Linked DNA regions of Homo sapiens: region 2 is linked to region 1. Evidence: read pairs that join two places in POLR2A ChIA-PET (ENCODE). Cell type or tissue: B cell. All regions are shown on one strand. Each heading gives the region's core, and the rest is flanking DNA. Links, peaks and the distances in the headings are about the cores only. Region 1 overlaps EHMT1 (euchromatic histone lysine methyltransferase 1). Region 2 overlaps EHMT1 (euchromatic histone lysine methyltransferase 1).

Region 1 (13,122 bases), core at 6,719-11,718:
AAATCCCTTGGTAGCCCTGGGAATCCTAAACTCACTATCATAATCATCTTGATATTTTGAATAGATATTTTGTGGGGGGATGAAGGAGGCCTGGATTTAATCAGATAACTGTCAAGTCTCTCAGCTTTAAATATATATACAGCCAACTTTTGAACATGGATTTTAATCACATAGGTCCACTTACAAGCAGAATTTTTTTCCCAACCAAACAGGTTGAAAATACAATGTTTGCAAGATGCAAAACCCCTGAACACAGAGGGCCAACTTTTCATATTACACAGGTTCTGCAGGGCTGACTGCAGGGTTGCAGCATGCTCGGATTTTGGTATGGGGATGGGGTCCTGGAGCCAATCTCTGCATATACCCAAGGGTGACTACATGTACTTTCTCACTAGATTCTTTTCCTCATTTCATCTCAGTAACCCATGGTTATTAATATCATAAATCGGACATGGCACCTGTTTATAAATAAAGCTTTATTGGTGCACACCCATGCCCACTGTCTACATACTGTCTGCATCTGCTTCAATGTGACAACAGCATGACCAGCTGGGACAGGAACAGTGTGGCCCACAAAGGCGCTGACGTTTGCTACCTGTCCCCTGGAAACAGTTTGCTACCTGTCCCCTGGAAACAGTTTGCTGACTCCTGTAATGAATGGCTGAGTGAGGACAAAGGAGATAACCCTGCATTTCATGTGCTTAAGAATCATGTCGGCCGGGCGCAGTGGCTCACACCTATTGTAATCCCAGCACTTTGCGAGGCCGAGGCGGGTGGATCACGAGGTCAGGAGATCGAGACCATCCTGGCTAACACAGTGAAACCCCGTCTCTACTAAAAATATAAAAAATTAGCCGGCCAAGGTGGCGGGCGCCTGTAGTCCCAGCTACTCGGGAGGCTGAGGCAGGAGAATGGCGTGAACCCGGGAGGCGGAGCTTGCAGTGAGCCAGGATCGCACCACTGCACTCCAGCCTGGGCAACACAGCGAGACTCTGTCTCAAACAAACAAAAAAAAAATCATGTCGGGGCCCAGTGCAGTGGCTCACATCTGTAATCCCAGCTACTGAGGAGTCTGAGGCAGGTGAATCACTTGAACCCGGGAGGCAGAGCTTGCAGTGAGCCGAGATCGCACCACTGCACTCCAGCCTGGGAAACAGAGCTAGACTCCATCTCAAAAAATAATAATAAAATAAAATAAAATAAATCATGTCAGGAAGTCTGTCTGCTGCAAACAAGTGAAGAATGGTGTCTAAGGGCCTCTTACTGAGTGACAGGTTGTATGTGTGAAACAGATGTTAGGTATAAAATTTGCTACACATTAAATAGTAGAGAAACATCTATGGATGACTTTCAGAAATGTAGAATCTATTAAGGACCTGAAAGTGTTTGAGCACGTGGCTGAAGTGTGAAGAGGAGCCGCTTCAGTCCTGCAGGGGGACTTCCAGCTGTGTCCAGGGAAGGGGTCTGGCCCTGAGCCAGACGGCTGGGATTCAGCGTCATCAGGGGCCAGGAGAAAGAAAACTGCAGGACGGCTGGCAGTAAGCTTCGAAGAGGCTCGAGGGCCTCTTTGGAAGGAGGATTTGCAGTCCAGGCCTCAAAGAAGCGGGGCCAGTGCCCTGCAGATGGGATCTGGCACAGGAGAATCCTGGTGGAGAACATCAAGAAGGGGGGCGAGGGGGGGGCTTCAGGACCCCGAGCAAAGACTCTCGCCAACTGGCATCTCACAGGACGCTCGGGGAGGCCCAGGCATAGGACAGTGTGGAACAGACAGTTCCAGGAAAAATAGTGCCAGGAGTGGAAATGGGCGTGGGGTGGGGGTGGGCACTGCCCAGCTGCTCTGCAGGAAGGCTGGGCTGCTGGGTAGAAGAGGTGTGGACAAGGAAGAAAGGCGACAGGCTCCAGAGGGCAGACAAGGTGGATGGGAGGTTGGAAGTGAGGGAAAAAAGCAAGTGCACGGGAAACACAGCAGTCTGCGTGGTCACCACCACAACTCTGCCACTCACAAGGGCTTCTGTCCTCAGGTCACATAGAGCAGGGCCCAGCTCTATGTCCAGGCCTCATGCCTGGACAGCAGCACCTGTAGAACTGTTCCCTGCCATCAGAGACACCGTCCTCCTTCCTCCCTGCCCGACAAGTCCACACAGAGACCCCAGGCCATTCAGGATCAGTATTTGGCACTGTTCCCACCCACCTATGCAGAAGGCACGAACACTCCAAGCTCACAAAGCAAAAGGCAGGGCCTCCACTCTGGGCATGTCCTGTGGTCACCAGCAAAAAAGCGCAAGGGAAGCACTGCAACTTCTGCAGCAACCTGCAGCTTCTACCCAAGTGTGGACAATGAACCCAGTAGGGACCTGCAGCTTCTACCCAAGTGTGGACAATGAACCCAGCAGGGACCTGCAGCTTCTACCCAAGTGTGGAAAATGAACCCAGCAGGGACCTGCAGCTTCTACCCAAGTGTGAACATTGAACCCAGCAGGGACCTGCAGCTTCTACTCAAGTGTGGACACTGTACCAAGCAGGGACCTGCAGCTTCTACCCAAGTGTGGACACTGAACCCAGCAGCAACCTACAAGTGTGGACACTCAAACTGCTTTATGACCTAAGTTTACTTTTTCTTTCTTTTTTTTTTTTTTTTGAGACTGAGTCTGGCTCTGTTGCCCAGGCTGGAGTGCATTGGTGCGATCTCCGCTCACTGCAAGCTCCGCCTCCTGGGTTCACGCCATTCTCCTGCCTCAGCCTCCTGAGTACCTGGGCCACCACGCCCGGCTAATTTTTCTATTTTTAGTAGAGACGAGGTTTCACCGTGTTAGCCAGGATGGTCTCGATCTCCTGACCTTGTGATCTGCCTGCTTCGGCCTCCCAAAGTGCTGGGATTACAGGCATGAGCCACCGCGCCCGGCCTGTTTTTTTTTTTTTTACTAGTAAAATACACACACCACAAAATTTACCATCTTCATCATCTTTAAGTGCACGGTTCCATGGTATTAAATACATTCAGAATGTTGTGCAACTATCACCCCTATCTACCTCCACAACTCTTTCCATCTTGTCAAACTGAAGCTCTGTTCCCATTAAGCCCTAACTCTCCATTCCCTTCCTCCAGCCCCAGACTCCAGCCCCTTCTACTCTTTCTGTGTCCATCAGTTGGACGACTCTAGGGACCTCCTTTAAGTGGAATGGTACAACATTTGTTCTTTTGTGGCTGACTTACTTCATTCGGCACAGTGTCCCCGAGGCTCATCCACGCTGCAGCGCGGGCCCCAGCTTCGCTGCTTCTCAGGCTGAGTCACACGTCACTGCGTTTTGCACACGACACTTTGCTGATCCGTTCGCCCGACAGCCGACCCTCGGGTGGCTTCCCCCTTTTGGCTGCTGTGGTTGATGCTGCTATCAACGTGGGTGTACAAGCATCTCTTCAAGACCCTGCTTTCAGTGCTGCTGGGGCACGTGCCCAGCAGTGGAACTGCTGGATCACATGGTAGTTCCACACTTAGTTTTTTGAGTTTTTCACAGCAGATGCACCGTTTCACTTCCTACCAGCAGTGCACAAGGGTTCCCATTTCTCCGCATCCTCACTGATATGTGCCATTTTCTGTTTTGATAGTTGCTGTCCTCAACAGGTGTACGGTGGTATCTCACTGTGGTTTTGATTTGCATTTACCTTATGATTAGTGACGTTGAGCATCTTTTCATGGGCTTACTGGCCATTTGTGCATCTTCTTTGAATAAACGTCTATTCCAGTCCTTTGCCTTTTTTGGGTTTTTTTTGTTGTTTTTTTTTTGTTGTTGTTTTTTTTGAGACAGAGTCTCACTCTGTCACCCAGGCTGGAGTGCAGTGGTCCGATCTCGGCTCACTGCAACCTCTACCACTCGGGTTCAAGTGATTCTCCTGCCTCAGCCTCCCAAGTACCTGGGACCACAGGCATGCACCACTATGCCCAGCTAACTTTTGTATTTGTAGTAGAGATGGGGTTTCACTATGTTGGCTCGGCTCGTCTGGAACTCCTGACCTCAGGTGATCTGCCTGCCTCGGCCTCCCAAAGTGCTGAGATTACAGGCGCAAGCCACTGCACCCGGCCTCCTTTGCTGATTTTTTAATCAAGTTGTTTTTATTGTTGAGTTGTGGGATTTTTTTTGTATATTTTGGGTAGTAATTCCTCATCAGACATAGGATTTGCAGATATTTTCTCCTACTCCACAGGTGCCTTTTTATTCCGTTAACAGTGTCTTTTCTTTACGACTAGCCAAGTGCAGCAGTAAGAAGCAGGGAAACAGGGAAACAAGGAGATAGAAAGCTTTGTGCATCAAAAGACACCAAGTCTCATCAAACCCAGTGTGTCTCCTTTTTTTTTGTTACCTACACTTTTGGTGTCATGTCCAAGAAATCACTGCCAAATCCAAGGTTGTGGAGCCTTTGTCCTATGTTTTCTTCTCAGAATTTTATATGTTTAGGTCTTACATTTAGGTCCTGGACCTGTCTTAGGCTAACTTCTGCATATGGTGTGAGGTAAGGGTCCAGTATCACTCTTCTGCATGTGGATATCCAGTCTTCCCCGCACCATTTGTTGGAAAGCTGTCCTTTCCCCCGTTGAATGGTCTTGGCACTCTTGTCAAAAATCAACTGATCATATAACACAAAGGTTTATTTCTGTGCTCTCTGTTCTAGCCCACTGGCCTATATGTCTGTCTTTATGCTGGAATAACACTGTTTTGAGTACTATAGCTTTGTAGTAAGTTTTGAATCTCTGTCTTTTTCCACATATACATATATTATTTTTTAAGACAGTGTCTCACTCTGTCACCTAGGCTAAAGTGCAGTGATACAATCATGGCTCACTGCAGCCTCGACCTTCTGGGCTCCAGCAATCCTCCCACCTCAGCCTCTGGGGCTCTGGAGTAGCTGGAACCACAGGCACTTGCCACCATGCCTGGCTAATTTTTGTATTTTTTTTAAGAGACAGGGTTTTGCTATGTTGCCCAGGCCGCTCTGGAACTCCTGAGCTCAAGTGACCAGCTCACCGTGGCCTCTCAAAGTGCATGGATGACAGGCTTGAGCCACCACACCCAGCCAAATCTCTGTATATATTTTTCTTTTTTTTTGAGACACAGGCTCACTCTGTCACCCAGGCTGGAGTGCAGTGGTATGATCTTGGCTCACTGCAACCTCCACCTCCCAGGTTCAAGTAATTCTCGTGCCTCGGCCTCCCAAGTATCTGGGATTACAGGGACGTGCCACCACGCCCAGCTAATTTTTGTATTTTTAGTAGAGATGGGGTTTCACCATGTTGGCCAGGCTGGTCTCGAACTCCTGACCTCAAGTGATCCACCCACGTCAGCCTCCCAAAGTACTGGGATTACAGGCGTGCGCCATCGCGCCCGGCTCAAATCTCTGTATTTTAAAATCAACATTGAGACTTATTTGTGGCCTAACATATGGTCGATCCTAGAAAGTCTTCCAGGTGCACTTGAGAAGAGTGTACATGCTGCTGTTGGGCAGAGTGCTCTGTATGTCTGCTAAATCTAGTTGGCTTATGGTGTTTAGTCCTCCATTTCCTTTCTTATTTGCTATATGGTTATTCTATCCATTATTGATAAGTGGATACTGAGGTCTCCAACTATTAATGTAGAATTGTCTATGTCTCCCTTCAATTCTATCAGTTTTACTTCTTGTATCTTGATAGTCTATCATTCGTTGGGTATGTAAATGTTTACCCAGGTAATTGTTATACCTTCTTATTGTATTGAAACTTTTATTACTATATATTGTCCTTCTTAGTCTCTTGTAACCTTTTTTTATTTAAAAAGAAATAAATTTTTATTTTTAAATTTTGTCTGATAGCCACCTTGCTCTCTTTGGTTACTGTTTGCATGGAATATCTTTTTTCATCCTTTCACTTTCAATCTATTTCTGTCTTTGGATCTAAGGTGGGTCTCTTATAGACAGCATGTAGTAGGATCATCTGTTTTTTTTCTCTTGATGCATCTGCCTTTGTCCATTTAGTGTTGCCATAAAAGATAAAGAGATTTGTCTCCTGAGTCTGGTGGCTGGAAAGTTTAATATTGAGCAGGTACACCTGGTAGGGCTTCATGCTCTGGCTCATGGTGGAAATTGGAAAGGGAGCAGGCATGTGCAAGCGATCACATGGTGAGAGAAGAAGGAAGAGACAGAGAAACCAAGGAAGCCAGATTCTTTCAAACACCTCACTCTCAAGGCAACTAAGAGCGAGAATTCACTCACCTGGAGGGAGGGCACTGATCTATTCATGAGGAATCCACACACATGACCAATCACCTCAAGCTAGGCCCCACCTCACAACACTGCCATATTGGGGATCTCATTTCAACATGAGCTTTGGTGTGGACAAACCACATCCAAACCATAGCACTGCCAATCTTCGTCTTTTGATTGGAAATCTTCATCTGTTTACATTTAAAACAACTATTGATGAGGATTTACTTCTGTCATTTTGCTATGTTTGCTACACGTATTATAGCTTTTTTCGTCCCTCATTTCTTGCACTACTGTCTTCTTTTATATTTAGTTGATTTTTTATAGTGGAATGTTTAAATTCTTTTCTCATTTCCTTTTGTGTATGTTCTATAGCTATTTTCTTTGTGGTTACCATGGGGATTACATTTAACATCCTAAAGTAATAACATTCTAATTTAAATTTATGCCAGCTTAACTTCAGTAACACAGAAAAACTCTGCTCCTTTACATATCTGTTCCCACCCCTTTCATTTGCTGATGTCACAAAACTACATCTTTATTCATGCTGTGCCCCAAAACATAAACAATTCGTTTAAATGCATTAGTCTCTTGTTATGTAGGAAAAATGTGGAGTTACAAACCAAAGTTGCAATGATACTAGCTTGCAGACTAATTTTTTAAACGGATTTGTCTCTTAGATCTTACAGAAAACAAAAAGTGGAGGTACAAACCACTGTTACAATACTAGCTTTTATAACTGCCCATGTCTTTACTTCTCCATATGGCTTCAAGTTACTGTCTAGTGTTCTTTCTTTTCAACCTGCTAGGCTCCTTTAAGTATTTCTTGCAGGTCCAGGTCAGGTGGTAACAAATTCCCTCAGCTTTTGTTTATCTGAGAATATCTTAATTTCTTCTGCACTCTTAAAGGACAGTTTCCATGGATATGGATACTTGGTTGAAAGATTTTTTTATCACTCTTAATATACCGGTGATATATTCTGTCCCCCAAAGTTTCTGATGAGAAACCTGCCAATGATCTCACTGAGGAAACGTGTATGTGATGAGTCTCTTTTCTCATCTGCTTTCAAGATTCTCTTTGTCTTTCTACAGAAGTGTCTCAAGTATAACGTGTCTACTGTGGGTCTCTTTGAGTTCATCTTACTGGAGTTCACCAGGTTCCCTGGGTGTTTATACTCATGGGTTTCATCAGATATTCTCTCCACCCTTTTCTTACTCTCTTCTTCCTGGACTCCCACAATCCCTGTTTGGTCCTCCTGATGATGCCCACAGGTCCCCAGGCTCTGCTCACTTCCCTTCAGTCTTGTTGTTTGCTTCTCAAACTTGATTATTTTCACTGTCCTATCTTCAAGTTTGCTATCTCTTTCTTCCGTCTGTTCAGATCTGCCTTTGATTTCCTCTAGTGAATTTTTCATTTCACTTATTATACTTTTTAGCTCCAGAATTTCTTTTGGTTCCTTTTTACGTTTTCTAGCTCTTTATTGGTATTTCCATTTTGATCATACATCATTTTCTTGACTCTCTCCATACCTTCCTTTAGGATCTGACCATATCTAAGACAGTTACTTTAAAGTCTTTGTCTGGTGGATCTGGCATCAGATCTTTTCTGGGAACAGTTTCTGTTGACTTATTTTTGCATCTGATTGGGCCATACCTTCCTGTTTCTTTGTATGCCTTGTAGTTCTATGCTGAAAACTGGACATTTGAATCCAATAATGTAGAAACTCTGAAAAGCTGATTCTCCTCCTTTTCCAGGGTGTACTGTTTTGTTGCTGTTACTGGTTTTGGGGTGTTTTTGTTGTTGTCATTTTTTATAGTTGTAGGCTGTCTCTGTGAGGAGGGTGAGCCTGAGATTTAAACTTAAGGTCTTTTCATGTCTTCCCTTAGCCTGTGCCTTTCCCTGGGCACATGCAGTCACTTTATAATTTACCCCATATACACAGTTGCTTCTGAATATCCTAGTCTTTAATGTCTGGCTCCCAAAAGGAGAAAACAATAAAAATGAAGTGGGGAGATAAAAAGAGCACTGGCCCTTTAGATTTCTTGGCCGTCACATGGAAGAAAGGCTTACAACCGGATGAGAGGGCCTCTCTGTATGCACCTGGGGACAAGGTCCTCTTTGCTCACCCTGGCTCCCACAAGCTGCACGCACACTGTTCCAGGAACACCGCACACCCTGCACCACAGGGCTGAGGAAGGCAGTGGGCAGCAGAGCTGAAACTGACTGAAATTAACCGTCCCAGCTTCCCGCCTAGAAGTTGCAAACCTTCAGTAGACTCCAGAGTTCCAAAATAGTTACATCAGACAGATTCTGCCAGTGGAACTGTTGTCTAGGTGAGGAGATGAATTCCTGGTCTTCCTGCCCCACTATCTTTCTAGAACCCTCTGAAATCAGTTTTTGGTACTGCGAGGATTGTTTTTAAATTGTGAACCGCTACACGTGGGAAAGATACAGAACAAGCTGCTAACAAAGATGCCAGTCCACTCTGTAAAAAGAAGGAATGCTCACCTAAAACAATGCTGGGTGCCTGAGATCCTGATTCAGCACGGCCATCCCCAGCCTGGGGCTGTCACATAAACGCATGTTCTCAACCTTCTTGCACAGCACAGATCTTTCATTTCTGATACTACAGGGTGGAGGGTGCAGAACAGGTCGAAGAGAATCACAGCCACCCTCCATCTAAAACTAAGAATTACAGCTGCCCATGGGAACAAGCTACCACACACGGGCTCTGCTATGACTTCAGGAGTACAATGCACGTTGAAACCAACATGTGACTCTGCTCTTCTTTCCTGCCTGTGGTAAACTTAAGGGGGTAGCAGGAGGGAAAGAGCAGAACCATCTGTGATCATCGCCACAGTAATTAAAAATTAACAGAAAGACGTGACAAGAAATCTCAGCCTTTCTTTGATAACCTGGCTCCAACACCCCTCCCACAGGGAGGCAACAATGAATGGCAGGCAATGGAGTGACAGTTGAAGAAATAAAAGTGATAATGGCAGACAAATTCCTAGGCAGATAGGAGCAGGTCCCCGGTGAAACCTGACCTTCAAGCCAAAGGCCGCCTGAAGCCTGAAAACCGGGCTGCCAGTTCCCGGCAGAATCCACAACCTGGAGTGAGAACTTCCTTGATGCCTTTTAGCCAATCAAATGGTGTTTTTTCCAGACCTACCCATGGACCAATCAGCATGCACTTCATGCACTTCCTCCATTCTGAGCCCACATAAACCCCCAGACTCAGCCACACAACAGGACTGCCTCCCTGCCAGTAGGAGCTACTGACTTTGGGTCTCCTCTCCGCTGAGAGCTGTTCTGCTGCTCAATAAAACTCTTCTCCACCTTGCTCCCCTCCAGTTGTCCATGTAACCTCATTCTTCCTGGACCCAAGACAAGAACTCGGGACCCACGCAACAGCGGGTGCAAAAAGGGCTGTAACATGTTCCTGGCCGGTTCACTGAGCTGCAGGCAGTGACACGCTCCCGTTCGCTGAACTGCGGGAGTGAAGAGCGGTGATCCTTCTGGGGACCCAAACCTTGGGATTCCTCAAGCCAGAGCTGTAACACTGTAGCCCTCCTGCCCTCCGCTGGTGTCGGCGGCTGCCCCGTGTGATGGCAAGCAGCAGTGGAGCCAGGCCAGCCTGGGAGCTGCAGGCCAGGGCGAAAGCGGCAGAACTGAACGAGCTGGGAACACACCCCAGCCCGTACTGTGGGTGGTGACAGCAAGAGAGCTATAGCACACTCTCCCACCCTATCCCCTTGGGGCTCTGCAGTTGCTGGTGACTCCGAGTTTTGGGGCACCACCGTGTTCCCCTCATCTAGACGCCAGCGCCTGCAGTGTAAACTGCTTGTGGTATGCCTCATCCAGCCACAGCTCTGCACAGAGCCAGAGCCTGGAGCTGCCTGCCCCACCACAGCAGCCAAGCAGGCCTGGCTGTGCACAGTGGCCCCACACCATGCTTGCTCGTCAACACACGCCTCGCTGCTCCACTCCTGGCTTGCCCTCGGAAGGTGTGGGATCTGGGCCGGTAGCATGAGCCAAGTACAGCCTGCTGGGCCGAGTGGGCAGAATGAGCCCAGCAGGTGCAAGTGAAACTCAAGCAGAGGCGCCGCTGGCTGCAGAGGTTTATGACCAGCAAAGGGACACTCAAGGGATCCTGTGACAACAGGATAGGACGTACCCCGATTCCTGCTCTGTATGGACACTGTTGTAAAAGGCCTTTGTCTCTCTCTGCCATCCCGATAAGTGGACTCTGCACCCCCGGGGACAGTTAACAGGGGACTCCTCCATCTGCACTCCTGTCTTTCCAGCCATGTTGAAAGGTGCACTGATGACCATCACAAGACAAGGCAGCTGGGCATGCCATGCTCCTCTCTAGTTAACACGTTCTAGCACAGAAACTGTAACTTCTGTGCCCACTCCGGAAGCCCTGGGGTGACAACACACGGGAGCAGCTGAGGCTGAGGGAGTATCTTAACCACTGGACCACAGCAGGCAGCTAACTGCCGAGCACATCTCCTCCAGTGCTCAAGGCCATTTTACACACTGTCCTAGGCTAACACGCTGATGGACCACCCACTTCCAGGTTACGGATAAGGAAGGGGTGGTGGAGGAAGGGGGCTGTGGAAGGGTAAACTGGAGCCTGCTAAACACGCTGGGTAGTTTGTTTTTAGAAAGCTCTTTTTAAAAGATGGCGATATAATAAAGCTAAAATAGGAAAAGAAAATCTCAACACTTTAACAACTCTTCAGACATTACTTTTAAGTCCTCACATACGTGAGCATAACTCCATAGTTTTGCAAAACACCAAGTTTAACTGTTTCAAACAAATAAAATTACGTCAAATAGCAAAAAAAGTTGGTAAGTTGATGGTGAGGGGAACAGATAATGACTGATTTTGTTTTCTAACTTCCAATGAAAAGAACCAGGGCTCCCTGGAGAAAGCCGATTCCGGCCCTGGGAAGGGACAAGGCAAGGTAAGCAGACCATCCAGTGAATGGGGAAGGTCTTCCTGAAGAGGTGCCCACGCCCCAGGACTCAGAACCAGCCTAGGGGGACCCCACTGGACAAACTTGGGACAATGTGAGCAACAAAATAAATAATGATAGGAATGGATTACAGTCCAGAGACTCAAATAAGAGTCCGTAAATTAGTACTTAAAAACAGACAGACAGGCTGGGGGCGGTGGCCCACGCCTGTAATCCTAGCACTTTGGGAGGCCAAGTCAGGAGGACTGCTTGAGCCCACGAGTTCAAGACCAGCCTGGGCAACATAGCGAGACCCCCATCTCTATTTTTTTTTTAAGTTTTTTTTTTTGTAAAGTAAATGGACAGATAACTGTGTGGACGGACAGGAAAGTGAAGCACCTCCTTACAGCAGAAACTGAAATAATCAAGAGAGGAAATGATGGAGTTAGAAAACCACCATTTGGCACCCACCGTGCAGTACTAGCTAAGCGTGGGCCATGGCAGATGCTGAAGACCCTGGTGGGATGTGATGGGAGGTACATGCAGCACCTTAGGGTCTCTCCCTGCAAGACATGCTTGCAGTCTGGTGAGCAGTAACTTGAAGATGGACAAAAAACCACCACAATTCAATTCCTAAGGACACTTGTCAGTCACCTGCGTCGCTCCACGACCTGCACACAATCCTGGGAAACACTGGGCAAACCCACATCAGACACATTCTATGAAAGACCTGGCCTGTACTCAAAACACCACGGTTCAGAAAGACAAAGAAGGCTGAGAATGGTTCAGATTAAAGGAAACTAGCAAGACACAACAACTAGGTGCTCGAAGCTCTAGAACCAGATTTTATTTGTCCTTTGCCCTAAAAGACAGTCGGGAATGGGAAATGCGGAACAGGACACTGAGATTAGAGAGCGGCGTCGCGGTATACTTCCTCACCGGGATGTCTGTGCTGTAGTCATCTAAGAGAATGTCTTTATGTTGAGGGACAGTAATTTTAGGAAATAACATTAGTTTTCAGGGATAAAAGGGCACAATGTTTACAACTTACATTCATGTCTCAGAAAAAAAAGTAATACATGGGGGGGCCGGGGGCGAGATTGTGCCATGTGGTGAAATGAATAAAGGGTACACAGGACTTATTCGTAGAATTTTGCAACTTTGCTGGAGGTCTGAAAATACTTAAATTAAAAAAAATTTTTTTTTTTTTGAGATGGAGTCTTGCTCTGTCGCCCAGGCTGGGGTGCAGTGGCATGATGTTGGCTCACAGCAACCTCCGCCTCCCGGGTTCACGCCATTCTCCTGCCTCAGCCTCCCAAGAAGCTGGGACTACAGGCGCCCGCCACCATGCCCGGCTAATTTTTTTATTTTTAGTATAGACGGGGTTTCACCGTGTTAGCCAGGATGGTCTCGATCTCCTGATCTCGTGATCCACCCGCCTTGGCCTCCCAAAGTGCTGGGATTACAGGCGTGAGCCACCGTGCCTGGCCAATAAAAAGTATTTTTAAAGTCCAGAAAAAGACAGACACCTGTGGCCAGGTGATCATCCCCAAGTGAAGCCTTGCCAGCAGCAGCAGCATTCACGAGGGCCGGCTGACCTCCCAGCATTCACGAGGGCTGGCAGGAAGGGCCTTGCATCTCTTCAGGACAGCGCCAAACGCACACATCCCATCCCAGAAGCTGAGGAGGTTTGAAAGCCCAGGGAGCCCTGACGCAGCGCTCACTCTGAGGTCCCGGTGCCCTCCCAGCACCTCCCACAAAAGGTCCCCGGTAAGGAATCAAACGTTCATCCACTCCCGGAACTGGCCATAGAAGCAGCCAGCCCAGGAGAGTGAGGAGCACGCCTGGAGCGAGGTGGCTGGTGGCAGAGCAGCTGGAGCGGGCGGTGGTCCTCACCCTGGGCCACAGACTTCCCCAGCACACCC
Region 2 (16,965 bases), core at 4,620-9,619, 85 kb after region 1:
CTGGCCCAAACTCTGACCACCCTGTGGGCTCAGAACCATGTGCACTGTTCACTTCCCTGTTCAGCTCTAACGTGCTTCTCCTGGTGTCTGTCCAGATAATGCCATGTTCTGGGGCATGGCAGGCCCAGCCTTTACTCAAGCCTTCAGGCATGTACTGCCTCCCCAGCCACCCTCTCCAGTCTGGCCCACCTCACTGGGCCCCAGCTGGCTTCTGTGCAGAAACTAACAGGATGACCTAAAATTCATATGGAAACTTAAGAGACCCAGAATAGCCAAAACAATCTGGAAAAAGAAGAACAAACTTGGAGGACTCAAACCTCTCCATTTCAAAACTTACAACAAAGGTAAAGTCATCAAGACACTGTGATACTGGCCTAAGGAACAACATCTGATCAATGGAAGAGAACTGAAAGTTCAGAAACAGACTCACATATTTATGGTCAATTAATTTTTCTCTTTTTTTTTTGGTGGGGGGGAGGTGGTAAGGGGTGGGGGGTGGGGTCTCCTCGCTCTGTCGCCCAGGCTGGAGTGCAGTGGTGTAAACTCAGCTCACGGCAACCTCCATCTCCCACGTCCAAGCGATACTTCTGCCTCAGCCTCTTGAACAGCTGGGACTACAGGCACCCACCACCACATCAGGCTAATTTTTGTATTTTCAGTAGAGATGGGGTTTCGCCATGTTGGCCAAGCTGGTCTCGCACTCCTGACCTCAGCCTCCCAAAGTGCTGGGATTACAGGCGTGAGCCACCGCGCCCAGCCTATGGTCAATTAATTTTTCAATGAAGCCATGAAGACTATTCAATAAAAGGAGAATCTTTTCAGCAAACAGTGCTAGGACACCGGGAGAGCCATATGCGAAAGCGTGAAGATGGACCCCTGCTTCATACCATATACAAAAAGCACAGGGAAGTGTTTCTCAGCAATGGGGATACCTTCTGAGAAATGCATCAAGGAGGAGAAGTTCCAGTACTGGCATTGTCTGACTTGTTGAAAATCACTTTGCTTATTTTATGCACCAGTGAAAATGAGAAAATCGGCCAGGGGCAGTGGCTAACGCCTGTAATCCCAGGACTTTGGGAGGCCGAGGCAGGCGGATCAGGGTCGGGAGTTCAAGACCAGCGTGGGCAACATGGAGTAACCCCATCTCTACTAAAAATACAAAATTAACTGGGCACGGTGGCACATGCCTGTCATCCCAGCTACTCGGGAGGCTGAGGCAGGAGAATCGCTTGAAACTGGGAGGCAGAGGTTGCAGTGAGCTGAGATCACACCACTGCACTCCAGCCTGGGCGACAAGAGCAAAACTCTGTCTCAAAAGAAAAAAAAAAGAAAGAGAAAATCAAGCCCTTAGTCTTCCCGTGTGCCAAGCACTGTCTTAGGTGCTTTATGCAACCATGCATCACTTAACTACGAGGATACCTTCTGGGAAATTCAACGTTAAGCAACTTCACTGTTCTGTGAACATCACAGACTGTACTCACACAAACCTAGATGCCTACTACGCACCGAGGCTATGGGGTAGAGCCTATTGCTCCTGGGCTACAAACCTATGCAGCATGTTACTGTGTTGAATACTGCAGGCGACAGGAATATAATGGTAAGTATTTGCATATATAAATATATCTAAGCATAGAAAAGGTACAATAAAAATACAGTATAAAAAATAAAAAAGGGACACCTGTATGGGACACTTACCATGAATGGAGCTTGCAGGGCTGGAATTGGAAGTTGCTCTGGGTGAGTGAGTAGTGAATGAATGTGAAGGCCTAGGACATCACTATACACTACTGTAGGCTTTATAAACACTGTACACGTAGGCTACACCATCTAAGGCCAGGCACAGTGACTCCCGCCTGTAATCCCAGCACTTTGGGAGGCCAAGGCGAATGGATCACCTGAGGTCAGGAGTTCAAGACCAGCCTGGCCAACATGGTGAAACCTTGTCTCTACTAAAAATACAGAAAAGTTAGCCAGGTGTGGTGGCAGGTGTCTGTAATCCCAGCTACTCAGGAGACTGAGGCAGGAAAATCGCTTGAACCTGGGAGGCGGAGGTTGCGGTGAGCCGAGATTGCACCACTGCACTCCAGCCTGGGCAACAACAGCAAAACTCCATCTCAAAAAAAAAAAAAAAGTTTAACTTCTTACACTTTTTTGTTAAAAACTAAGATACACTAGCCAGGCGCGGTGGCTCACGCCTGTAATCCCAACACTCTGGGAGGCCAAGGTGAGTGGATCACCTGAGGTCAGGAGTTCAAGACCAGCCTAGCTAACATGGCAAAACCCCACCTCTACTAAAAATAAAAAAACTAGCTGGGCGTGGTGGTGCACACCTGTAATCCCAGCTACTCAGGAGCTGAGGCAGGAGAATTGCTCCAACCAAGGAGGCAGAGGTTGCAGTGAGCCAAGATCGCACCACTGCACTCCAGCCTGGGAGACAGAGTGAGACTCCGTCTCAAAAAAAATAAAACTAAGACACACTGGCCGGGCATTGTGGCTCACGCCTGTAATCCCAGCACTTTGGGAGGCCAAGGCAGGAGGATGACTTCAGCCTGGCTTGGGCAACATAGCAAGACCTCATCTCTACAAAAAAAAAAATTAACTAAAACACAAACACACACATTAGCCAAGGCCCACACAGAGTCAGGATCATCCGTATCACCGTCTCCCACCTCCACATCTTGTCCCCTAGAAGATCTTCAGAGGCACTAACATGCATGGAGCCGTCATCTCCTATGGTAACAGTGTCTTCTAGACTCCTCCTGAAGGGCCTGCCTGAGACTGTTTTACAGTTAACTTTTTTTTAAATAAGTAGGAGTACACTCTACAATAATGGTAAAAAAGTATAGTACAGAATAGTAACTACATACACCAGTAACATAGGAGTTTATTATCATTATCAAGCATTAGGTACTGCACATAACTGTATGTGCTAGACTTTTAGACAACTGATAGCAGAGTAGGTTTGTTTACCTGAGCAGGACACATAATGCCTATTGCTAGAGCTTTAGCATGTCCTGGGCAATAGGAACTTTTCGGCTCCACTACAATCTTTTTTTTTCTTTTCTTGAGACGGCGTCTCGCTGTCACTCAGGCTGGAGTGCAGTGACACAATCTCGGCTCACTGCAACTTCCACTTCCCAGGTTCAAGCATTTCTCCTGCCTCAGCCTCCCAAGTAGCTGGGATTATAAGTGTGTGCCAACAGGCCCAGCTAATTTTTTGTATTTTTATTTTTGGTAGAGTCAGAGTTTCACCATGTTAGCCAGGCTGGTCTTGAATTCCTGACCTCAAGTGATCCGCCTGCCTCGGCCTCCCTCCCACAGCGATGGGATTACAAGCGTGAGCCACCGCACCTGGCCAGCTCCATTATAATCTTACTGGACCATCATCTTATATGTTGTCCATCACTGACAGAGACATCATTATGTGGCCTGTGACTATAATTCAAAATAGATCAAAGATCTAATTAAAAGAGCTAAAACTGTAAAACTCATAGAAGAAAACAGGCACAAATCTTCATAATCTTGAATTTCAAAAGTGTTTCTAAAATAGGACACAAAAGGCACAAGCAACAAAGAACAAAGGGATAAATTAGACTTTATCAAAATTAAAAATGTTTGTGCTTCAAAGGATACTATCAAGAAAGTGAAAACACAACCCACAAAATGGGAAAAAATATTTACAAGTCCTACATCTGCCTGGGTGCAGTGGCTCACACCTGTAATCCCGGCACTTTGGGAGGGTTCCAGTTTTTCCATATCATCGTCAACACTGGTGGTTTTGTTTTGTTTTGTTTGAGATAGGGTCTCACTCTGTCACCTACCCAGGCTGGAGTGCAGTGGTGCAATCACAGCTCACCGCAGCCTCGAACTCCCAGGCTCGTGATCCTCCCACCTCAGCCTCCTGAGTAGCTGGAACCACGGGTGTGCACATATTCATATTCATATGGCAGCGGGAAGATTGCTTGAGCCCAGGAGTTCAACCAGCCTGATCAACACAGTCTGCACAAAAAATTAAAAAACAAAAATTAGCCAGGTGTGGTGACATGTGCCTGTGGCCCTGGCTACTTGGGGGGCTGAATTGGGAGGATCACTTGGGTCCAGGAGGTCAAGGTTGCAGTGAGTTGTGATCACCCCACTGCACTCCAACATAGGCAACAGAGTGCAACTGTCTCAAAAAAAAAAAAAAAAAAAAGCGGGGGGTCCTATATCTGATAAGGGACTTCCCTCTATAATATATAAAGAACATCTGTAACTCATTAATAAAAAGACAACCCAATTTAAAATGGGCAAAGGATATAAACAGGCATTTCTACAAAGAAGACATACAAATGGCCAATAAGAACATGAAAAGACGTTCAACATCATTAGTCATCAGCAACATGCAAATCAAAACCACAATGAGATACTACTTCACACTCCCTAGTTTGGCTATAATTTTAAAAATGAACAACAGCTGGGCAAGGTACACCTGTAATTACACATCTGTAATCCCAGCACTTTGGGAGGCCAAGGTGAGCAGATCGCTTGAGCCCAGGAGTTTGAGAATAGCCTGGGCAACATGGTGAAACCCCATTCTAAAAAAAATGTTTAAATTAGCTGGCATTGTGGCCCACACCTGTGTAGTTCTAACTATTAAGGAGGCTAAGGCGGGAGGATCACTTGAGCCTGGGAGTTTGAGGCTGCAGTGAGCTGTGACTGCACCACTGCACTCCAGCCTGGGTGACAGGGTGAGACCCTGTCTCAAAAAAAAATAAATAAATAAAATAACAAGTGTTGGCGACGATATAAAAACTGGAACCCTCATTCACTGCTGGCAGGAATGTTAGATGGCACAGCCACCATAAAAACACAGTTCCTCAAAGGTTGTCCCACAATGAGACCACTGTAGCTTGACATGCAATTGTAAGAAGTAACACAGAGACTCCGTGTACACTTTGCCCAGAGCATTAATCTCCTGCAGTTACCTTAACAAAGTATCATAAATTGGTTAACTTAAAACAACCTAAATTTATTTTTATCTTTTCGCAGTTCTGGAGGCCAGAAGTGTGAAATCCGGCTGCTGGCAGGGCGTGGTCCCTCTGAAGGCTCCAGGAAAAGAGCACTTCCTTGCCTCTTCCAGCTCCGGTGGTGTAGGCCATCTTCTCACTCCCTGGTTCGCAACACTTGGCTCCCACCTCTGCCTCCGCTGCTGTGGCTTCTTCCCTGAGTCTGTGTCCTCTTATGGACACCAGTCACTAAATCTAGGGCCCACCCTAAATCTACGACGACTTCATCTCAAGATCCTTAATTAATTACATCTGCAAAGATCCTACGTCCAAATTAGGCCCCATTCTCAAGTCATGGGTGGATCTGAATTTGGGAGGACATTTTTGTTTGTTTGTTTGTTTGTTTGTTTGTTTGAGTCGGAGTCTCGCTCTGTTGCCCAGGCTGGAGTGCAATGGCGCGATCTCAGCTCACTGCCACCTCCGCCTCCCAGGTTCAAGCAATTCTCCTGCCTCGGCCTCCGCAGTATCTGGGATTACAGGCACCCGTCACCACATCCGACTAATTTTTATATTTTTAGTAAAGACAGGGTTTCCCCATGTTGACCAGGCTGGTCTCTTTGGCCAGGCTGGTCTCAAACTCCTGACCTCATGATCCACCCGCCTTGGCCTCACAAAGTGCTGGGATTACAGGCATGAGCCACTGCACCCAGCCGGGAGAACACTATTTCTGAAGTCACGGGTGGATCTGAATTTGGGAGAACACTATTTCTGAAGTCACAGGGGAATGTGAATTTGGGAAGACACTACTCAACCCACTGATGCCCAGTTTCCCCAGTGATGAAGCTCAAGCACGATACGACAACCAGGATCAGTCTCTGGCTTTTTGGGTGGCAAATGGATAAGATGGTACAGCTCATAAGCAGAAAAACTAGGAAGACCAGCTAAAGGGTGACTACTATAATCCAAGCAGGGCACTGTGGTGGCTTGGGCCCAACAGTGATGCCATGATAGGGAGAGAAGTCAGGGAAACGGGATGCACCCTGAGGATGAGGCTGATGGGATCTTCTGATGAACCAGCTGAATTTGAGAGGGGAAGGCAGGACTAAGAATGATTCCTTGTTGGCATTTTTACAGACATAAAGGATAAGTTTTTGCATTAACTTGGGAGAACTAACATGTTTATGATGTCCAAGAACAACAAATGTATTTCCAGAGTTCAAGTCTTCTGTTCCAAGTGCTCGAATGCCCTGGCTAGAGTGCAGTGTTGTGATCACAGTTCACTGCAACCTCAACCTCTTGATGACACTCCCGCCTCAGCCTCCCAAGTAGCTGGGACCACAGGCATGAGGCACCATGCCCAACTATTTTTTTTTTTTTTTTTTGGAGAGAAGGAGTCTCTCTATGTTGCCCAGGCTGGTCTGAAACTTCTGGGCCCAAGCAGTCCTCCCACCTCAGCCTCCCAAAGTACTGGGATTACAGGCGTGAACCACCACAACCCAGCTGGCTACTGACTTAATGTATCAATTTTATATCCAGTTCCTTTACTGAATTTCACTGTCTGTGTTTTAACATTGACTCTTTTGGGTTTTCCAGGTATAGTTCATTTCATCTAGGTGTTCAGATTTAATTGCTGAAGATTATACAATATGGTCTCTTACGATTTTGCTGTCCCAAACAGAATATTGCTTGAAGGGCTCTCACTGGCCATATTGGAATAATTTGAGTTTCAAAAGGACAAATGGTGAAAATAGATTTTAACACATTTAATAAGTACAAATTCATTACCTCAGGAGCCATTCTATAGTAATGCCAAAAAAATATGAAAGGGGAAAGAAAGCTCTTCCTTGAGAAAAGTGTCAACAAACAAATGGGGAAGGAAGGGCAGAGTGGTTTCCCAGCATACAGTCAATGCAAAGAGTACGAATGCTCTGAAGAAAAAGAAAGCAGGAGAGAGCGAGAGCAAGTGTCCACAGATGCGGCCGGGCGCGGTGGCTCACGTCTGTAATCCCAACACCTTGGGAGGCCGAGGCGGGTGGATTGCCTGAGCTCAGGAGTTCGAGACCAGCCTGGGCAACACGGTGAAACCCCGTCTCTACTAAAAATACAAAAAAATTAGCTGGGCATGGTGGCGCACGCGTGTAATGCCAGCTACTCGGAAGGCTGAGACAGGAGAATCACTGGAACCTGGGAGGCGGAGGTTTCAGTAAGCCAAGATTGCACCACTGCACTCCAGCCTGGGTGACAAAGCAAGACTCCATCTCAAAAAAAAAAAAAAAAAAGGCAAGAGCAGAGCCCAGAAGGCACAGGAAGTCTGCGTGCAGAGCAGCAACGCCTGGCAAAGACTGCTGCCCCTGAGCAGAGAGCACAGGGGCCACCAAAAAGCAGGGAGAAGAAGCTGGGACCCCATTACAGCCATGGAGTGCAGAAGCTGTGTCATAAAGGTAGAGCCGACAGCGTCTCCTGGGAAATGCCATTCTACAGATGGTGTCTAGCGCTGCGGGGCGAGAGGCAGACCAAGAGAGCTGCGTTTCATGCTGGGCAGAAGGTGCCTATCAGTTTTCCATGCAGTCAACATGGAGTCAACCTGGAGCCACAGCAAAGAGGTCAGCCTGGGGCACGAGCCTGGGGTCAACAGAGGACTGGATAGCTCAGGGAATAAGGACACACACAACACGAGGACCAGCCTGGGACTTCGGGCACGTCAATATTTAGAAGTCAGGCTTAAGAGGCGGGTCCTCCAAACAGGACTGGGAAGAAGGAGGCGGCAGGAAACCAGAAGAGTGCAGTGTTCTAGAAGCCAAACGGAGACAACTAATCCCAGGTTTTTTTTGCTTGAATTATGATAACAAATGCTGGTGAAAGAACCAGTAAGACGAAGGCTGAGAACTAACCAATGACAATGTCTAGGTCAATGGTGACCATAACCAAAAGGGCATCTGAGGAGTAGTGGAGACCAAAGCCTGCTGCAGCGGGCTCAGCCACGTGGGGACTGGAAACAGCACAGGCAGAAGGAAACCTGAGGGACTGGAATTTAAGGTACAGAAAGGTAAGGAAGAAGCTGAACATGAATAGCCGTGTTTTCAAAGACAGTAGGAGATAATGTTAAAGCTGAAAATCAGTTAAGACATCCAACGTTACAAGATTTGCGGCAGTGAGGGGATCAAACCCAGCCTCCAATTCGGCCAGAGCTCATGACAACACACGTGCCTTGCGAGATGTGAAAACAACAGAACTGCGCCACACCTCCCCCAGGCCACCCCAGCCCACATGCACGTGGGCCTCCCCCAGACCACCCCAGACCACCCCAGCCCACACGCTCGGGGGCCTCCCCCAGGCTCCAGGGTTGGGCAGCCAAGGCTGCTTTCCACCTGCTGACTAGCTCCTCTCTCCCACAAAACGGGAGCACTCCTCGGGGCTCCCATTCAGCCCTCTTACTTTCCAGCCCATTGTCCAGAGAATGAGTCCCTCGTCCTCTCCCCGTGGTCACAGGATTCTTGCCCGCAGCACAAACTTGAAATGTTCCTCAGGCCAGGTACCACTGTCCCACAGAAAGACAGGAAATGCCACAGACATCATTTTAAATTTCTAGCATCTACATTTAAAAAGTAAAAATAGGCCAGGCACAGTGGCTCACACCTATAATCCCAACACTTTGGGAGGCCGAGGCAGGCGGATCACCTGAGGCCAGGAGATCAAGACCAGCCTGGCCAACATGGAGAAATCCCATCCCTATTTAAAATACAAAAAGTTAGCTGGGTGTGGTGGTGGGCACCTGTCATCCCAGCTACGCGGGAGGCTGAGGCAGGAGAACTGCTTGAATCCGGGAGACAGAGGCTGCAGTGAGCTGAGATCACACCATTGCACTCCAGCCTGGGCAACAGAGCAAGACTCTGTCTCAAAAAAAAAAGTAAAAATAGAAGTAACTAATTTTAATAAATTGCCTTTAACTCAGTATAGATCCAAAACATTATCAACATGTAACCAATATAAAATAATTAGTACCAAAAGAGTGTGAACTATCGTACTAAGCCTCTGAAATCTAGTGTGCATTTCACATAGCACATCTCAGTTCGATATGGCCATGTTTCAAGGGTCTGAGGCCCACGTGGGGCTGCAGCCACGTTTCTGGAGATCACAGCCACCTCTCCACTCAGCGCTGCAAGTACAAAAGCCAACCCTTCTCTAAGATTCCATTTGGAATCGAGTGAAAAAGACACTTGTGTATCAGTCTGCAGCAGAGATGGAAACACAGACAGCCTTCCTTTAACCACCTACAGGAGGCCCCTCTTCGCTGCTTCTATCACACCCTGTTTATCTCTTTTAATAGCAATTACCAAAGTGTGTAATTGTTTGTCTTTCTCAAAACTAGGACACAAGGGCTTCTGTAAGTACAAGGCAGACGCCATGTGCATTCTCATGTGGCTCCCAGTGCAGAAGCTGGCACACGAAGGCAGTAAGTACTTGTTACAAAAATCAACAAATTAAGGAACACATGAATGGATAAATGGTTCCTGTCTACACTGAGAAGTCAGTTAATTCCAAAAATATTCACCCTGGGCCACAAAAACATATGTAAATCAATAAAGGCGCAAGCCAATTCCGGCCCTTTCTCCTTTTGTATCAGGTTACACAACAATCTATCAAGGCCCTGAAGTGTGCCAGGCAACATTCAGTGGGTTGGGGAACTAATACAGCTAAATAAGCAGGCCGTGGCGGCTCACGCCTGTAATCCCAGCACTTCGGGAGGCCGAGGCAGGCGGATCATTTGAGGCCAGGAGCTCGAGAGCAGCCTGGCCAACATGGCGAAACCCCGTCTCTACTAAAAATACAAAAATTAGCCGGGCGTGGTGACACACACCTGTAATCCCAGCTTCTTGGGAGGCTGAGGCAGGAGGATCACTTGAACCTGGGAGGTGGAGACTGCAGTGAGCTGAGATCGCACCACTGCACTCCAGCCTGGGCAACAGAGGGAGACTGTCTCTTAAAAAAAATAATAATAAATAAATAAATAAATAGAGCCCTAACCTCAAAGAGTTTACAATCTAGCAATTGAGACAACCAAAAGACCAATAATTAAAACACAAAATAAATGTTACATCAAAAGACAAGGTGCTTTGGAAACAATGACTAGATCTCAATCAGGGGCCAGCAAACTACAGACTGCCACCTGTTTCTGTACAAACTGAAAGCTAAGCATGATTTTTAGACTTTTAGATACATAACTCATAAAAAGTATGTGAATGTTTTTGGCCGGGCCCGGTGGCTCACGCCTGTAATCCCAGCACTTTGGGAGGCCGAGGCGGGTGGATCACGAGGTCAGGAGTTCAAGACCAGCCTGGCCAATATGGCGAAACCCCGTCTCTATTAAAAATACAAAAATTAGCTGGGCGTGGTGGCATGTGCCTGTAATCCTCCCAGCTGCTCGGGAGGCTGAGGAAGGAGAATTGCTTGAACCCGGGAGGCAGAGGTTGCAGTGAGCCAAAATTACGCCACTGCACTCCAGCCTGGGCAACCAAATGAGACTCCATCTCAAAAAAAAAAAAAAGTATGTGACTGTTTCAAGAGTGATATGAAACTCAAATTCCAGTTTCCAAACACTTCCAGTTTTACCAGCACACAACCACCCCCACTTGTTTACGTATTGCCCGTGGCTGCTTTCCTGCCATAAGAAAGCTGAGCAGCTTCCCAGAGACCACGTATGGGCCTCTTGGTGGGCCATAGTGCTGCTCCGCAATGCACGGCGGGATCAGCCGTGCCGAGTGCCACCTGGTCACCGTACTGCTACTGCCACTTACCAAGACAGCTCACACCCATCGTCAAAACAAGAAGGGAGGAGCGGCCCTCAAGTGCTGTCCCTTTAATCCACACTGCAACTGCAATTGTATGGCAAAGCTCTGTTTACCACGCAATGACACGTCAGACAGGGGTGAGAAGACAACGCATGCTGCAGATGAAGTACTCATCACAAAGTTCCCAAATCCCTGGAAGGCAGCAGTCAAGTCAAAAAAATTAAGAAGCTCAACAAATCCAAATGAGAAAAACGCAAAGAGTTCCACACCTACACACATCACCATCAGGCTGAAACCACAGACAGAGACTCTCAAAAGCAGCGACAGAGGAGCAACGTGTCATGAACGAGGGTCCTGAGAGATGAGCAATGGTTCCTCATCAGAAACCATGGAGTGCAGCCAGACAATACCCTCAGAGTACTAAAAAACCTTTATACGGCCGGGCGCGGTGGCTCACGCCTGTAATCCCAGCACTTTGGGAGGCCAAGGTGGGCAGATCACGAGGTCAGGAGATCCAGACCATCTTGGCTAACACGGTGAAACCCCGTCTCTACTAAAAATACAAAAAATTAGCCAGGCGTGATGGCAGGTGCCTGTAGTCCTGTAGTCCCAGCTACTCGGAAGGCTGAGGCAGGAGGATGGCGTGAACCTGGGAGGCAGAGCTTGCAGTGAGCCGAGATGGCACCACTGCACTCCAGCCTGGGCGAGAGGGTGAGACTCTGTCTAAAAAAAAAAAAAAAAAAAAAACCTTTATACACAAAACTACCTTCATAAAGGAAAAATAAAACATTCCAAGATAAACAAAAGTAGAGAGTTCATCACTGAAAGACCTAAGAGTCCTTCAGGATAAATGAAAGGACACTAGACAGTAACTCAAGCCCACATGAATAGAGAGCACCAAGGCCAGGCACGGTGGCTCATGCCTGCAACCGCAACACCTTGGAAGACTCAAGTAGGAGGGATCTTCTAAGACCAGGAGTTGGAGACCAGCCTGGGCAACACAGTGAGACCCCATCTCTACAAAAAAAAAATTAAAAATCAGCAGGGAATAGTGGCACGCACCCATAGTCCCAACTACTCGGGAGGCTGAGGCAGGAGGATCTCTTTAGCCCAGGAGGTCAAGGCTGCAGTGCTATGATTGTGCCACTGTACTCCCACCTGGGTGACAGAGCGAGACCCTGTCAAGAGGGGAGGGGAGGGGAATGCAATCAAGAGCGCCAGTAAAAGCAGCTACACAGGTAAAGTATAAAAGCAGCTACATAAGACAGTATAAATGTATTTGTTAATTTATAATTTGTTTTTTCTCCTATATGATTTGAAAGACAATTGCGTAAAGCAGCAACTATAAATCTGCGTAGATGGGCACACAGTGTAATGTAATTTGTATGACAATAACAGTACAAGAAGGGCAAAAGAAATTAAGCTATGCCCAAATAAATATTTCATATAGTATTGTAATATAGTATTAATACAAACTACATTATCAAAAATTAATATACTAAATTGTAATCCCCAGGACAACCAAGAAAACAAATAAAAAATACAGTCAAATAAACAGCAAGGGAATTAAAATGGTATACACTAGAAAATATCTAACACAAAAGAAGAAAGCAATGAGTCAGGCGTTGTGGTACGCCTGCAGTCCCAGCTACTCAGGAGGCTGAGGTGGGAGGATCCTGTGAGCCCGGGAGTTCAAGGCCACGGTGCACTATGATCATGCCTATGAATACTCACTGCGCTCCAGCCTGGGCAACATAGTGAAACTCCATCTCCATGAAGAACAAAAACTAACTGAGGCAGAAAGTAACAAAAAAGACAGAAGACGCAGAAAGCAAATACAAAATCGACAAGTATAAACCCTACCTTTCAGTAATTACATTAGATGAAACGCATTACCTGTCCCACATGAAAAGTAGAGACTGGGGGAATAGATTAAAAAATTTGGGGCCGGGCGCAGTGGCTCACACCTGTAATCCCAGCACTTTGGGAGGCCGAGGCGGGTGGATCACCTGAGGTCAGGAGTTCAGGACCAGCTTGGCCAACTTGACGAAACTCCGTCTCTACTAAAAATACAAAAATTAGCCAGGCATGGTGGTGGGTGCCTGTAGTCCCAGCTACTCAGGAGGCTGAGGCAGGAGAACAGCTTGAACCATGGAGTTGGAGGGCATGGGGGCAGAGGTTGCCATGAGCCAAGGTCATGCCACTGTACTCCAGCCTGGGTGACAGAGCGAGACTCCATGTCAAAAAAAAAAAAAATGTGATCTTAGTCCTATGAGCTTCTTCCTGATGAGCAAGGAGGCCCTTGGGTCCAGACTCTCCTCCCGGAATGACCCCCAAACACCCGTCTCTGCCCCTGCCTGAAAGGAAGACATGGCGCCAGCCCCTGACAGAGGCCAGAGGAAGAGAGGAACAGAACAAGCGGCAACCAAGCCCACGAGGAAGCACAGCACAAAACAGGCTTCAGAAACAGGCTTAGCAAGTGAGCGGCAAGCGGACTGGGAGAGCGAACATAGACAAATTCGGCCAACCACGTTCTTCAGGGCAGATGAGAATTGATTCCCAAAATCCCCAATTTCTGGGTAATAACATTTGTCAGCCATCCACAAGCGTCTGCACTGCTTGGGAGGAGGATGAAGAGGCACTGCATTGTTTGACCAGTGCTGAAGTGACAGAATTTGAAGATATTAAATCAGGTTACAGAATAGGTTTTTATTTTGACGAAAATCCTTACTTCAAAAATAAAGCTCTCTCAAAGAATTTCATCTGAATGAGAGTCATGATCCATCTTCAAAGTCCACGGAAATCAAATGGAAATCTGGAAAGGAAACTCTTCAAGTCAAATGCAGAATAAAGCCAGTAGGAAGAGGCATCCTGAGGAACCAGACAGGTTCTTCACCTGGTTTACTGGCCATTCTGACGCAGGTGCAGATGAGTTAGGAGAGGTCAGCAAAGACCATACTTGGCCAAATTCATCACAGTGCTCCTTGGTTCCCAATATGGATGATAAAGAAGGAGAAGACGAAGATGATGAGGAGGAGGAACTGGAAGACACTGATGAGGAACGGGATAAGGAGAAGATAACTAATAGAACACACATGGATTAGAACCTTCCTTTTTTAAAGCTGTCTCCAGTTCCCGGGAGCAAGGTGCAGTCTTGCTTTTTCCCTCTTGTGCTCACCCAGTTCTTGAGGTCTCTTTTGTCTACACCGTGGATCTCAACTTATCTGGGGGGGAAATACCTTGAGGAGAATAAAATGTGAAAAGAATCTCTACCTCTTTCTGTTTCAAACTCATTTTTATCCCTTCCTATCTCAACAAACTTGTATGGAATCAACATCACCATGTTCTATGGAAAAAAGAACAACTTTCTGCCCCCTTTGCACTGTTGGAAGCTAAAGGGCGCCAGGCCCCTATAATGCAGAGAATTCTAGCATTTTTTCCTTCTCTGCATATTGGGCTCAGAGAAAACATGTATCTACTTGCTCTTGATTAAAAAAAGAAAATTTCAGACCAGGCACAGGGGTGCACACCTGTAATCCTAGCACTTTGGGAGACCAAGATGGGAGGATCACTTGAGGCCAGGAGTTCAAAACCAGCCTGAGCAACATAGGAAGACCCCATCTTTACAAAAAATTTAAAAATTAGCTGGACATAGTGGCAGATGCCAGTGGTCCCAGCTGATCAGGAAGCCAAGGTGGGAGGACTGCTTGAGCCCAGGGTCAAGGCTGCAGTGAGCTATGATCACGCCACTGCACTCCAGCCAGGGTAACAGCAAGACCAGGTCTCTAAAACACACAAAAATAAAACAAAACAAAAATTAAAATTAAAAGCTTTAAAAAATAAGGTTACAGGCCAGGCACGGTGGCTCACACCCGTAATCCCAGCACTTTGGGAGGCCGAGGCAGGCGGATCACCTGAGTTCAGGAGTTCAAGAACAGCCTGGCCAACACAGCGAAACCCCATCTCTACTAAAAATATAAAACTTAGCCGGGCACAGTGGCACATGCCTGTAATCCTAGCTACTCGGGAGGCAGAGGCAGGACAATCACTCGAACCCGGGAGGCAGAGGTTACGGTGAGCCAAGATCGCGCCATTGCACTCCAGCCTGGGCAACAAGAGCGAGACTCCGTCTCTAAATAAATAAGGTTACAGAAGGCCAGCAAAGGGTGGGTCTCAAATGTCTGGTGGGTTGAGTGGGCATTCTGATATCACAGCTCCTCCTCTGGCTGATTAATGGGGAGGTACAACAGACATCCTTGCAGTCTAAGGTGACACTTTAAAAATAAAATCTCTTCTATCAGGTAAGAAAAATACATATATATGATTCAACTGCTGAATCTACAAGATCCGATCTCAGATGGAAAGGACTGTAAGAGACATCCCTTCGATTGAAGATACAAAGAGATTAAAAGGCCAGAAAAAGATATAGTATGCAAAAATAAACCATAAAAAAACTGAAGTGGCTATACTGACATCAGACAAAATAGACTTTAAAACAAAAACATTTATAGAGACAAAGAGGGACATTTCATAATGAGAGAAGTGTCAAAACACCCAGGCAGATGTAACAACTATAAACACACGCAAGATAACATAGTCTCAAAACACGAGGCAAAAACCAACAGAACTGAAAGTGAAAATGTAAAATTCGACAGTACTGTAGATCTCATACTCTACTCTCAATAACTAATAGAACTAGAAAGAAAATGAGAAAGAATAAGGAAGACTTAATACTATCAACCAATTCAATCTGACATATAGGGAACATTCCACCTAATAAATTCATAATGCACATTATTTTCAAGCACTGATGAAACATTCCCCAGGACAGAATATAATACGGGATTTTTTTTTTAATCTAACAAATTAAACACACTGAAACTATACAAAGTATAATTCTGACCATACAGGAATTACATTAGAAATCAACAAAACAAAGAAATCCAGGAAATACCTAAATATTTAGAAATTAAATGACACACTTCTAAAGTCACAAGGGAAAATAGAAAATATTCTGAACTGAATAAAAATGAAAATACAACATATCAACATTTATAGGAAGCAGCCTGTTTTTTCCTAGGACACATGTAACAATAGAAATGTATGGTCTCGAAGTTCTGAAGGCTGGAAGTCCACAATGAAGGTGTCAGTAGGCCTTGTGGTCTGTAATGGCTTTGGAGTGCCATCCCCTGCCTCGGCCAGGCTCTGGGGTCTGCTGGCCGTCCCTGACACTCCTTGGCTTATGGAAGCATCACCCCAGTCATGCGCCACTTCTCCCTGTGTGTCCGCATGCTGTCTTCCTTCTGTGCATGTCTGTGTTCACAAGGCATCCTTTTTTTTTTATGAGGACACGTAAGTCATACTGGATTAGAGGCCTACCCTACTCAACTATGATTTCATCTTAACTAATCTGCAATGACCCTATTTCCAAATAAGGTCAAATTCTGAAGTATGGGGTTTAGGACTTCAACATATTTTTTAGGGGAATGCAATTTATTCTATAACATAGCTAAAAGCATTAAGAAACTAGTAAAAAACTAGGCCGGGTGCAGTGGCTCATGCCTGCAATCCCAACACTTTGGGAGGCCAAGGCGGGTGGATCATTTGAAGTCAGGAGTTTGAGACCACCTCGGCCAACATGGTGAGACATCATCTCTACTAAAAATACAAAAATTAGCCGGGCGTGGTGGCGGGTGCCTGTAATCTCAGCTACTTGGGAGGCTGAGGTGGGTGGATCACCTGAGGTCAGGAGCGCGAGACCAGCACAGCCAACATGGTGAAACTCCGTCTCCTAAAAATGCAAAAAATTAGCTGGGCATGGTGGCGCACGCCTATATTCCCAACTATTCAGGAGGCAGAGGCAGGAGAATTGCTTGAACCCAGGAGGCGGAGCTTGCAGTGAGCCGAGATCGCACCACTGCACTCCAGCCTGGGCAAAAGGGCGAGACTCCATCTTAAAAAAAAAAAAAAGTTGCTTCTCTGAAAAATTCAACATAATTCACAAAACTTTAGCTAGAATGACCAAGAAAAAGAGAAAAATGACCCCACTTACCAAAATTTATTAGCGTCAAAGGGGAACACAAGCCCTGACAGAAATAAAAATGGTCACAGGGAACATACGAGCAACTGCATACCGGAAACTAGATAACCTGGATGCCATGAACAAATTCTCAGAAAGACCCACAACAACA

Evidence for each region. Peaks named below come from ENCODE experiments on the same cell type or tissue, not always from the same donor. Only the 100,000 strongest peaks of a DNase experiment are listed, where the experiment ranks them.
Region 2: POLR2A ChIA-PET joins it to region 1 with 7 read pairs; 3 of 35 experiments call an interaction of 5 or more read pairs at or near these places.

Annotation. Positions count from the first base shown.
Region 1 is chr9:137,728,872-137,741,993 of GRCh38, reverse strand. The region is part of intron 4 of EHMT1 (euchromatic histone lysine methyltransferase 1); the gene reads right to left. Among named protein-coding and RNA genes, the nearest start is that of MIR602, 100 kb to the left of the region's middle. RefSeq lists enhancers at 351-851, 3,655-3,914. In B cell, for the core only: no CTCF peak of the experiment used is centred there; no DNase peak of the experiment used is centred there.
Region 2 is chr9:137,637,894-137,654,858 of GRCh38, reverse strand. All of the region lies in intron 1 of EHMT1 (euchromatic histone lysine methyltransferase 1), which reads right to left. It also overlaps the pseudogene SETP5. Among named protein-coding and RNA genes, the nearest start is that of EHMT1, 27 kb to the right of the region's middle. RefSeq lists an enhancer at 7,486-7,555. In B cell, for the core only: no CTCF peak of the experiment used is centred there; DNase peaks (open chromatin) are centred at 6,904 and 7,341; H3K4me3 peaks cover 536 bases.